2 separate regions of the Homo sapiens genome follow, and region 2 is linked to region 1. Evidence: chromatin loops called from intact Hi-C (ENCODE). Cell type or tissue: A673. All regions are shown on one strand. Links, peaks and the distances in the headings refer to the core of each region. The heading gives the core; the rest is flanking DNA.

Region 1 (5,973 bases), core at 273-5,272:
ATATTCCTTGACTGTACATATTTTCTTAGCCAATTTCAGAGTAAAATAGTTAATAAAGAAAAATTTCAACAACTTGTTAATATCTTCACCCTTTAATATTCATTTTAATTGTTTCATAGACATAATTTCATGAGGAGTTTTATGAGAGACTGATAAGCATAATTTATCCAATTGATTTGAAATGATCATAAAGAAAATGCTCTTTAGAAGATGAGTCCCAAACACAAGTCAGGCTCATGGTGCCTCTGGGTTATCACAGAATTTAGCAACAAGAGTGAAGTTTGTGGTAAGCAGAGAATCAGAAGACACAGTTTTTGTGATTGTTTTTACAAGCATCACTTTGTATGTGTAACACACTTTTAAAAACATTAGTCTCTTTTCATTACTCTTCTGGGAAGAGCCTCCAAGCTATGGCATGGTGTCTTGATGGGGATGACCTCAGTTCTGATGGAGGAGCGTGACACACAACTTTGGGGCAGATCTAGATTTATGCTTAAAGGACAAGTTATCACCTGGGGTCAGGAATTTTCAAGCTCAAACATCCAGGTACTTTCTTTGATAACTCTAGGGACCTACCCTTTGAGCAAAAAGACCATGTACACAGGTTGTCTGCTGTCTCTTTGGAGGGTAGTAGAAAGAAAGAACGGTTACCTTCTTCACTGTCATTAATGTTTGATGCAAGTGATCCCTCTGCAGCATCCAATAGGGACTTTCACTCTTTAACAAATGTTTAATGTATATTATCTGGTATTGCCTTTAGTTCCCATAGTATTTGTAGTTTCTACATTGGATATTCATAAAGTAATTTGAGAAAATAGATTCTCTAGTCTGCTACACAACAACAAACACACAAAGAAAGCACAACTTTACTTTTTGTTACTTCATGCTTTAATTCGTAGTCAAACTTGCAATAGACCTGCTTATATTACTCTCTCCATGGTGATGTGGTAGCTGATGGCTCAGTTGATATCACTCTTAGTAAAATAGAGAGATCAGAAGGAGTGAAGGAGATAGAGGACAAAATTCTTTTTTTCATGTGGGGTGGATGGTGTGCACTTGGAGTGGAATCTTGGAGAGAGAGAAGATACTCTCTTTTTGTTTATGTTTTGCCAAAGATGTCCAACTCAGCCAGCAACCTAAAAGATCCAAAGATGTAATCTTAACCAGGCCTGCTGTGGAAGTGAAATGTAATTTAATTAAGTTGTTGGGTGAGCTTTCTCCTTCTTGGTCTTCCTCACTCACCTTTCTCCCCAGGTGAACAGATTTGTGAGGTAGGTTAAAGAGTTAGCCAATTACTTGCACATTATAGATCACTATTCAAAGCTGTCTTTTCTGAGAGGGAATCAATTTCATTTTGCTTACAACCAGAGGTCATGACTGTTCTGTCATTGTTCTGGCTCCTAGTCACCAGCCTTCTTAGTTTTTACACAATTTTGTTCCTACTGTATCTGATAACCATTCCTGGGCATCTTGGTGAATTGGTGTTTTGAGAATTTTATTAAAATAAAGTTAATGAATAAATACTATGGATTAAGCCAAAGAAGTGGGTTCTCAACAATGTTCAGTGCTGTTGGGTCACATACCTTTCAGTTCTTACCAATCTATGGGGTAGGATTGATGGTGCCGTCCACAGGCATTTCTACATATGCATGGTGACGTTGCAAACCAATGCTGACCAACGCAAAAGAAAGGGAAGAAAAAAAAAAGAAGAAAATCTATAAGCTTTTGTGAAATGCAAACAGGTGCCGAATACTAAGGAAACCATGTAGTTATACTCTTAAGGTGATTTTCACCAAATTACCTTGGACTATATACTAGCTCTAACAATGGCACGTTTTGCATGCACCCTTCAGGGCTGCGTTGAGTGATAGCTGTAAATTAGGATGAAGAGAAGAAAATGCTCTGCACTTTAAATATTGAGGAGAATTAGGATCCAGATGGTAAGGCTTTTTATAGCAATACATTGGATAATGTTACAAGCTTCTATGGCTACTGGCCTATTATATTTTCTCTAGTAAAATGCAGTTTAGGGAAGGGGTTCATTGCTAAGAGCAATCTTGCTAATCTAGAAAAGCGAATTTCCTTTCCATATTACATTTTTCAACTTTGTTGGCTTATTTTTTTTCCCTTTTCCTTATTTTTTTCCATTCTAATTCCAAACTCAATCAAAATTATATAATGTGAATTATTGTTTTATTTCAAGGTTGCTTTCTTTTCTTTCTCTCTCAGTACCTCCCCCCCCAACCCCCACTCCACTCTGCATATACCTGTCTCACATTATGAATGCATTTGAGAAGTCTGTGAAACCATTTGGACTTGGACACAGAATGGTTATTAGACAAGTCTCCATCTGGTTTTAAATGTCCCTAGTCTAAAACCACCTCATTTATTCTGTCTCTGTAGGATAGTTCTCTTTTTTTCATTTAGACAGGATCTTACTCTGTCTCCCAGGCTGGTGAGGAAATCTTAGCTGTAGCTCAGGTATTTCCTTGTTCAGGACTTCAGGTTTGCTCTGAAAGAATTACTTTTCTTCTTTCAACACCCTCTAGTGGGAATTTTATTATCTCCAGTCTCAGGGGCCACAGTGGCATCTCTGATCAGGCATAGGTATAGAAAGTGAGCCACCTGGTGGTAAAGAAGAGTAATTCTTACATTCTTAACAGCCTTCCAAGTTAACAGCAAGGAAGGACATTGCTAATTTTCTGTTACATTGCGAAGGGGTGTTTGATTTTATTAAAATGTACTTTAATGGTTTTTTTTTTGTTTTTCAAATGAATTGTTAGGTTACAAGTACAAATTCCTTCACTCTATGCTTCATTTTCTAATTTGATATGATCTCTCTCTTTCACCTCTTTTGTTTCTTGTGTGTACACATTGTGAGGAACACATTTATGTTGCTATGTATTTAATAATAAATATTCGTACACATTTTTATACATATTAAAGTATCAAGATACTTCACTGAAGAAAACATTTCAAAAAGAAAGCAATGAAATTACATGTTTTCCACTGGGTATTGATACTGCAGTTTGAATAGCTTAAATATAAAAATAGTTTACTGTATTTGCATATTCATACTTGAAAAAACATACAAAAAGAATAAAACAAAATAAAATTATACAATTATATGTGTGTGTATGCCTTTGTTCTAAATCAAAATATAGATATTAGGCATCATTTCCTATATATTTTTAAGACTCTAATCTAGCTAACCAATTACCAAGGCTACAGTAGCCCTTGTCTTACCTTCCTTATTATCTTTCCTTATACCTATCTTTCTGTGTGGGGAGTCAGAACTGACATTCATATAGGAGGCATGTCTCTTGGCTGAAAACAACTCTTTGGAAGTACAGATGTTAATGGTCTTTGGGAACTGGAGTTCTCTAAATATATATAGTAAGTGTAAAAGTACTGTGCAAATAAAGGACACCATTATTTCTGATGTCTTTTTTTTTTTCCAGTTTAGAAGACTTAGGTGCAGATGGGGTAGATCCCATTAAACCGGAATTGGTTTTAACTGAATTTTACATGGATCAAATAGAAAGACAAGGCTGAGTGTGGTGGCTCAAGCCTGTAATCCCAGCACTTTGGGAGCCCGAGGCAGGCAGATCACCTGAGGTCAGGAGTGTGAGACCAGCCTGGCCAATGTGGTGAAACCCCATATCTACTTAAAAAATAAAAATAAATAAATAAGAATAATAAAAAAAAAACTTAGCTGGACTCAGTGTCAGGCGCCTATAACCCCAGCTACTCAGGAGGCTGAGGCAGGAGAATCGCTTGAACCTGGAAGGCAGAGGTTGCAGTGAGCTGAGATCACGCAACTGCATTCCAGCCTGGGTGACAGAGTGAGACTCTGCCTCTAAAGAAAAAAAAAAAAAAAGACAAAGTTGAGATGTTAAATGGCAGATATTTCATTAATTCCTTAATTCACCTATTAACTAATGACACTAGAGAAAATACTGGCTAGAATCACATGTGTAGTTTCATTCTCTAAGTCTTAAATTAGTTCTTTCTCTAGATAGCCTCATCTTATCCATGTTGTCCTTCAACTTCAAATTTATTTATTTGGGCGATCACCCTGTGTAAACTGGTAATTCACTGTGCATTCTTTAAAAAAATAGCAGAAAGTTTTTGTTTTGAAATTATTGTTCACATATAAGCTATCTGTAGCTTGAAGTATGAATACAAACAGAAATTAATAATTTCTAGACTGGGTGTGGTGGTTCATGTCTGTAATCCCAGCACTTTGGGAGTCCCAGGCAAGAGCATCACTTGAGGCCAGGTGTTTGAGACCAGCTTGGCAACATAGTAAGACCCTCCCATTCTACAAAAAAAATAAAAATAAATATAATTAGCCAGGAGTGGTGTCACAGGCATATAGTCCTAGCTAGTCAGCAGACTGTGGCAGGAAGGATTACTGTGCCCAGGGGTTTGAGGTTGCAGTGAGCTATGATCATGCCACTGCACTCCAGCCTGGGTGAGAAAGCAAGATCTGGTCTCTGAAAACATAAACAAACAAATAATTAAATAAATAATAATAATTCCTGATTTAACCTCAGGAAACTATTATGTTATATTCCACTTGTTTGAGATTTAAATAGTGACAATAAGCTCAAATGTCTTGTTCTGTTTGTTGTCATTAGAGTAGAATCAGGTATAATAAAACTGTTCTACTGGTTATTCAAGAGCCAGCTCCCATGTCATTGTGAGGAAAGGTAAAGAAAATAATAAAATAAATTTTAATATATCAGGTAATATCCTTGAATATACAAACATTTAGAAAATTACCACTAAAATAGTAGATGCTCTTCAAAATTATTAAAATGTCTATGAATTTTTAATTGAGATTTTACTTATATATGTCAGTGATGGGAAGTACAATCACGACTTGGAATTTAGCTTGACTTTCACAAGCTGATGTCTCCTTCCTTGCAAGTCTGTAAGCTACAACTTGGTGAGATGGGTTTGCTACATGCACACAGATATGTAATCATTTTAATACACTACAAGTTGACAGCCAGAAAGCAAGAAAATTATTCAGTCATAAAGAATAGAGGGGAAAGGAATAAAAAGTTCTTTATTTCGCATGAGTTTAGGATACGAAGCATTGCAAGAAAAGCAACTTCTCCCGGCTCGTCTCTTTTCCTCCTCCCCTCTCTTCCCCTCTCTTCCCTCCCCTTTTCTCTTTTTTTTTCTTTTTGTTCCCCCTACCAATTCAGTATACTTATTTAACCTCCTCATTTTTCATTTAAGGCTCTAAAAATTCTCAGTCAACATTCACTCTCAATTGTGATGCATTCAGTAGTTAATTATTTTCCACAGTGTCCTTTAAATGTATGCAAATTAGACTTTTGATGAACTGGAATGTTTTACAGATTCTCTGCATAAATCACACATGGTTAAAAAAAATCAACCTGTTTAAGGAGCAGAATATTTTTGGACCTCCCTCATTTGCTACGGTGACTGAGGACATCTCAGTGCTGCTGGCTTCAAGTATATTCCTTCAGGGACAGCCTGCACACTTTTCAGAAAGACATATTTCTAAGTTTATTTCTAGCTTTGAAGAAAGCATATCTGCCTAGTAATGTGTCGATTGAAGCTGTGAATGGGCAGGGGTAGCAATATGAACTCTTCTGTTTTCTAGGCTCATTTTGCAAAGTAATGTTAATTTATGAATTGATTTATGCATTTGCTTTTATAATGATATTTATTACTATCATCATGATTATTTAAATAGAAGCAATAATTTGGAAAACTATTCCACTCTTTTTCTCTATACAATATTACAAAATAAAGCATTCTTGAAGTGATTATAAATTGTCTTACTGAATACTCAGTTAATTGGATAGTGTTTAATCATTCTAAATAATGTGCCATTTAGAACAACTCAAAAGGTTTTCTTTTATTTAGATGAAATCTTACATTCTATAGCAATAAAGATTTGATTGGCATACTTTTTATATATTATCTTTT
Region 2 (5,973 bases), core at 330-5,329, 130 kb before region 1:
CATGAAAGCTCTACTGATGCTCTTGAAAAAGCAGGGCATTCCCTACTCTGCAGTCCCATTATATCCAATATAATATATGACTGTATCTCCTATAACAATTGATTACTCTTTTTTATTTACATTTATTAATGTTTATAGCCTTATTTATTATATCTTTGTTTCCCCGTTTCCAAGCATTGGCCTGTCTTAGAATACTAAGATTTTTTTTAACGTATCAGTGAGAAGTATGTATGTGTGTGTGGACGTGTGTGTATGTGGGGTACATGCAATAGGGTGGGTAGATTGAAATTTGAATTCGGCCGGGAGTGGTGGCTCACGTCTCTAATCCCAGCACCTTGGGAGACCAAGGCGGTCAGATTGCCTGAGCTCAGGAGTTTGCGACCAGCCTGGGCAACACGGTGAAACCCCGTCTCTACTAAAATACAAAAAATTAGCCAGGCATGGTGGCAGGCACCTGTAATCCCAGCTACTCGGGAGGCTGAGGCAGGAGAATTGCTTGAACCCAAGTGGCAGAGGTTGCAGTGAGCCGAGATCACACCACTGCACTCCAGCCTGGGTGACAGAGCCAGACTCCGTCTCAAAAAAAAAAAAAAAAAAAAAGAAATTTGATTTCAATATATTTGTTACAGTAAAACAATTAAGAATGCAAACTCTAGGACTATATCATCTGTTTTAAACCCCAACTCTACTTGTGAAAGTTGGCCTGGTAACCTCTCTGTATTTCAGTTTCCATTAAGGATAATAATGACCAAATCCTCTCGGCATTTACTATGTGCTACTCTAAGTATTTACTGCATATTGACTCATTTAATCACCATAACTCAAAAAATAAGGTGTGATTGGCATCTCCTTTTGTATGTTCTTGTTGTGAGAATTATATAAGTTAATAGGTTCAAAAATATAGTTGACACATTCTGACACATTGTAAGCATGCAATAGATGTTAGCTATGTTTATTTCTTGAACTCCATATATGTCAACTATATACTTGGAAATGAAGATGCAAAGAATAACTAATCCCTATATTCAAAGTACTCAAGGTAGAACTACAATCAAAATGAGAAAAAAATGGAATGTTATTGTAGAAAACAAGGTTAAAAAAAAACACAGATATTAATCTGAATATAAGCCAGGCATGAAAATACATGAATTACATTATAACATCCTAAGAACCATGATAGGAGAATAGAATAGATAAGCTGTTGCCAAGAAAGCAAACTCTAAACCCTATACTACAAAATGATTTGAATGAGGATTTCTGTCCATGGTTGCCTTCTTAAACATGCCATATCAACCTTCCCTAAATATGCTTTTCTCGATTTTTTAAAGAGCACACTGCCTAATTGTGTCTAACAAATTCTGAACACTTTATGTTTCACCAGGTGAGAGAGGAAGTATGCAACCAAATTAACCATAGTCTTCGCTCCTGAGTCCCAGTTCTTTGGTGAAACTGACGTGTATATGTGTGACTATAAAACAAAACAAATAGAAAGCAACTCCTCCTGTTATAATGCCTCAGTGGTTGGGATTCCATTAATTAATGGCCTACAGTAAAATATGAGCTGGGCTTTTCTCTACGTGGGAAACAAAGGAATCATAATAATTAAAACCAGACATCCTGTGCTTGATAAACAGTCCACATTATCACATTTTAACAATCAGGCAAGGTTGGTTTTATACCCCAAGTCTATGAGGGAAAGGAATATCAGGAAGCTGAGATTGGAAAGTGAAGTGGCCAAAGTCATAAAATACCAAGCAGGACTGGAATAAAAAAGACTTACCGATTCCAGTATCCGTGCTCATTTCACTACATCATACTGCTTACTTAGGACTTTATTGAATACAAGAGACAAATATTCATGAAAGAATTAGAGAAACATAGGAAATTGTATGGCTCAGGGTCTGTTTCCTTCTTTGTGTGCTTAAGCTGTTTATAAATGTACAATAAATGTTAGTTCCTTTCTCTCTGCTAGAGAGCAGAGATTAAGGCAATTTTGTAAACTGCCCTTGACTTGTCTGTGCAGGCAGAGGCAGAGTGGGGTATCAGCTCTAGAGTCAGTCAAAGCCCACCTCTCCCATGTTTTAGCATATAATTTTGGCTGGCCATTTATTCTTCCTAAGAATAAGTTTCTCATCTGTAAAGTGAAATAACACATAAAGTTGTAAATATTAATCTAAATAACTTAGACATGATACTACCTATTTTTATTATTGTTATTTTTTTGCAGTTAGTATTACAGGGTAATCAGACAGTGATATGCAAAGCCTGTTTTGCCCACATGATTCAAGGAAATCAGGCTGGTTTTCCAAATATCTCCCTAGTCCTAGCATGCATTGATAATACTTTATCCTAATCTTTGGACAGGCTATTTCCCTCTAAAAGAACTATACCCCTCCCATTCATTCGAATTCTACCCATGCCCAAAACTCACATGTGCACACACAAACACACACACATACACAAACACACACACATACACACACACACACACACACACACACCGTTTTTCCAGGAAGCCCACATTCATTTATCCTTCCTCTAAATGTTAGTTACATGGTATTATCCAAGGAGGATATATTTACATTTTTATCATTTCACTTGTCTTTTCCTATTCTGATCTGTAAGTCCAGGTCAAAGCCATTTAAGGATAAGGAACATTTTTCAAGCCTCTATGATACTTCTCACAAGACTTAGCTGGGTACAGAGGGAGCCCTGCACATGTTCTATGCTTTATTGATTTATTTTTATGATATGTAAAATACTGATATAATCTGAATTATTGTCTCAGTTTGAACTCACCAAATGGCTAACACTTCCAGATTCTAGGACACATATAAACTACAAGTATTTCTGTGTGTAACTGTGTATCTGCTTCATCTGATAACCACTTTAGAAAACATTTTGACAGTTTCCCAGTGTGAAGAAAAAGGATTTTTGTTTAATTAATGAGGCATTTCTCAGGTCCAGATTTTAGTCTTTTAATGCACTTTCAGCTGTTAGAAAGATACTATTAAAATGTCTTACTGTTGACTAATGCTTAATTATTCTCTTTCCGGAGTAAATCACATTTTTTATGTAGATCAATCCTTGTCTTTCTTAGCAGGAAGTTCTTTAGATTAGTAATGTATCAATGGTTTGTATTTATTTTTCATTTCTCCCTGTCTTATTTTAAAAGGGAAGTTTGCAAAGGGTTCCACTTACAGAAATACACTAGATAGGTCTGTGCTTGGTGTATTGGGGAGAAGTGAGCTATATGGTTAACTAAACGTAGCCAGATCAACTCCCTTACCCAAGGTTAAAAAGCTAATTTAAATATGTATATGTGTATATATTTATACATGCTATTTATGAATTTTTATATATTTATATGTAGTGCATTTTATTCATTTGATGAACCTTAATATGCTGAGGTTCTCAGTAAAATTAGCTTTTATTCAAATGTATCATGAAACTAATAATCTATTTTATATACCTGAATTTATCAAAAGTACAGCTCTTTCTGTAATAAAATGTTGAAATGGTTTGTGGTAAAATAAACATAGAATAATAACTCAAATATTCTCCAACATAATTTCTCCTCAAATAGTTCATGAGTCACAAATTTTTTGAAAAATACACATTTAGACCATAAAGAGAGGATAACTTTGGATGTAGTTTAGCAGTTTTCTAATAATCTGTGATATAGGTGACAATCATCCTGTTTTCAGGGCTGTGCTAAAGCCGCTTGTGTGCATGTCTTCCCAAATTCATACTCAGTGATATCTAGTTGGTAGCTTGAAATGAGCCATGGTAGGAGCATTTGCACCATATTGAAAATCAGCACCTCATCGCCTACAGAGGTCCAGGTGAAAAAATACAACAGCATACAAGTTGAAATGCCTTTGATTCATAAAGCTTACCTTCTAAGAGAGAAACTAGGCCTTAAATAAGTCCTCCAGATAAAATACATGACTAATTTATAAAAAGATATTTGAAGAAAGAGCATATAATACAATTGAAAATGATTAAAGGGGTAGGTGCGGTGGCTCACTGCCTGTAATCCCAGCACTTTGGGAGGCCGAGGCGGGCAGATCATGAGGTCAGGAGATCGAGATCATCCTGGCTAACATGGTGAAACCCTGTATGTACTAAAATATACAAAAACAAAAATTAGCAGGGTGTGGTGGCGGATGCCTGTAGTCCCAGCTACTGGGGAGGCTGAGGCAGGAGAATGGCGTGAAACCAGGAGGCGGAGCTTGCAGTGAGCAGAGATAGCACCACAGCACTCCAGCCTGGGGACAGAGCTAGACTCCACCTCAAAAAGAAAAAAAAAAACAGAAAATGATTAAAGGATTGATTCTTCTTCTTCTCCTTGTCCTTCTCTTTCTTCTTCTTCATGTTTAGTTTGGGGAGGTAATGTTATGACAGACTACTCTGAGAAAATGGAGTTAACACTAAGACTGACATGATGAACAAGAGCTAGTTTGGGCTAAGTGAGATCCTATGTAAAGATGCTGGGGCAGGAAAGAATATTGAGCCTCTATGGGACTGAAGGAAAACCAGTATAAAAGAAAAAGTGTGATTGTGAGATAATATCAGAAACATAAGGGAAGACCATATCAATTAGGGTAGTTTTGGCCATAATTTTTATTTACATGAATGACATACAATAAAATTATTGAAGAATTTTAAGTGGGGTATAGATAAAATCATATCTGCAGTTTAAAGAGACGTCTCTAGTTGCTGGGGCAAAAGAAGTGGCAAGAAACAAAGTTCAGAAGCTGTCATAGTTATGCCAATGACTCAGGATGGAGATGATAGTGTAAAGTTCGTGGTGATGCTAGGGAATGGTGAATGTTTGCACTCAAGACATGTATTAGGGGTTAAATTAACAAAAAGCTGTGCTTAATTAGATCACAGAGATGTAAAGGAACAAAAATGACCCTTAGGTTTCTGACTTGAGAACATGGCTAAATAACATAGGTACTATTTACTGAGCTAGGGAAGCAGAAGAGTAACAGACTTAGAAGAATGCTTAAAAATGGCTTTATTGTTAATAAGATCATGTTGAATATGGCATACCTGGGGGAAATGTTTAAGTAGGCAGGTTGGCAAATGGGCATACCAATTTGAGTTCAAGAGATAGTGATTTCTTTCTTTAAAAGATACACATTTGAGATTCACTGGTATAGATACGGCATTTGCAGCTGTGCACAAATGCATATAATTACCCAGGGAAGGTGTTTAGCAATCAAAGAGAAGAACTTCTAAGACCACACGCTCAGAAAATTTAGCACACAGGACACAAAATACAAAGAAAATATGTTTTGAGACCATGCTCAATGGTCAAGTGCTGCTGAGAAGTTAAATAAGATGAGCTCTAAGTGATCTGCTAAAAACTAAAAAGTTAAAGGATAGAATAAATATCTGTGCTCAATATCTTCTAGGATTTTCCTAGTAGCAAGGAGCATAGGAATGAACTTCAGTTATATTTACTTTATTCTACTGAATAGATTAATAAAACATAAATCATACATTCAACAGGGACAAAAATGCAAAAGAAGACTATTACAAGCAAATGCAGTCAGTTCTAGCAACATCAATAGTGTTAACACATATTGAACCTTATTATATGACATGCACATTGTATAAATAATCAAAGTCAAATTTCACAATATCATTGCCATTGTAGGGATTTATTACTCTCTTATTACAGTCGATGAGAATGACATTCAGGTAACTGAGTCACATAATTGGCTAGGAGTCACATAATTAATAGGTTACCTAGTCAATTTGTTTCTACTACTTGCCCCATTTCTTGAAAAAGAAAGGAGAACTCAAGAAGAATAAAGTTAAAAAGAGAAGAAGAAACAATATGCACAAATTAATAAAGATATGAAAGTAATTGGTATAATCTGGGAAAATTGAGTACTTCTATGTGACTGGGGAGTGGTGGTGAAAAGTAATGTGAAAAAGAAAAGACCTACAAAGATA

What was found. Peaks named below come from ENCODE experiments on the same cell type or tissue, not always from the same donor. Only the 100,000 strongest peaks of a DNase experiment are listed, where the experiment ranks them.
Region 2: a loop joins it to region 1, with 2.2 times the contacts of the local background. A loop is called at or near these places in 3 of 110 quality-filtered maps.

The regions. Positions count from the first base shown.
Region 1 is chr11:81,641,077-81,647,049 of GRCh38, reverse strand. No RefSeq gene overlaps it. Among named protein-coding and RNA genes, the nearest start is that of MIR4300, 250 kb to the left of the region's middle. In A673, for the core only: CTCF peaks have their summits at 2,418 and 2,621 (motif pointing left); a DNase peak (open chromatin) is centred at 2,589; H3K4me3 peaks cover 46 bases.
Region 2 is chr11:81,775,498-81,781,470 of GRCh38, reverse strand. No RefSeq gene overlaps it. Among named protein-coding and RNA genes, the nearest start is that of MIR4300, 110 kb to the left of the region's middle. In A673, for the core only: no CTCF peak of the experiment used is centred there; a DNase peak (open chromatin) is centred at 3,000.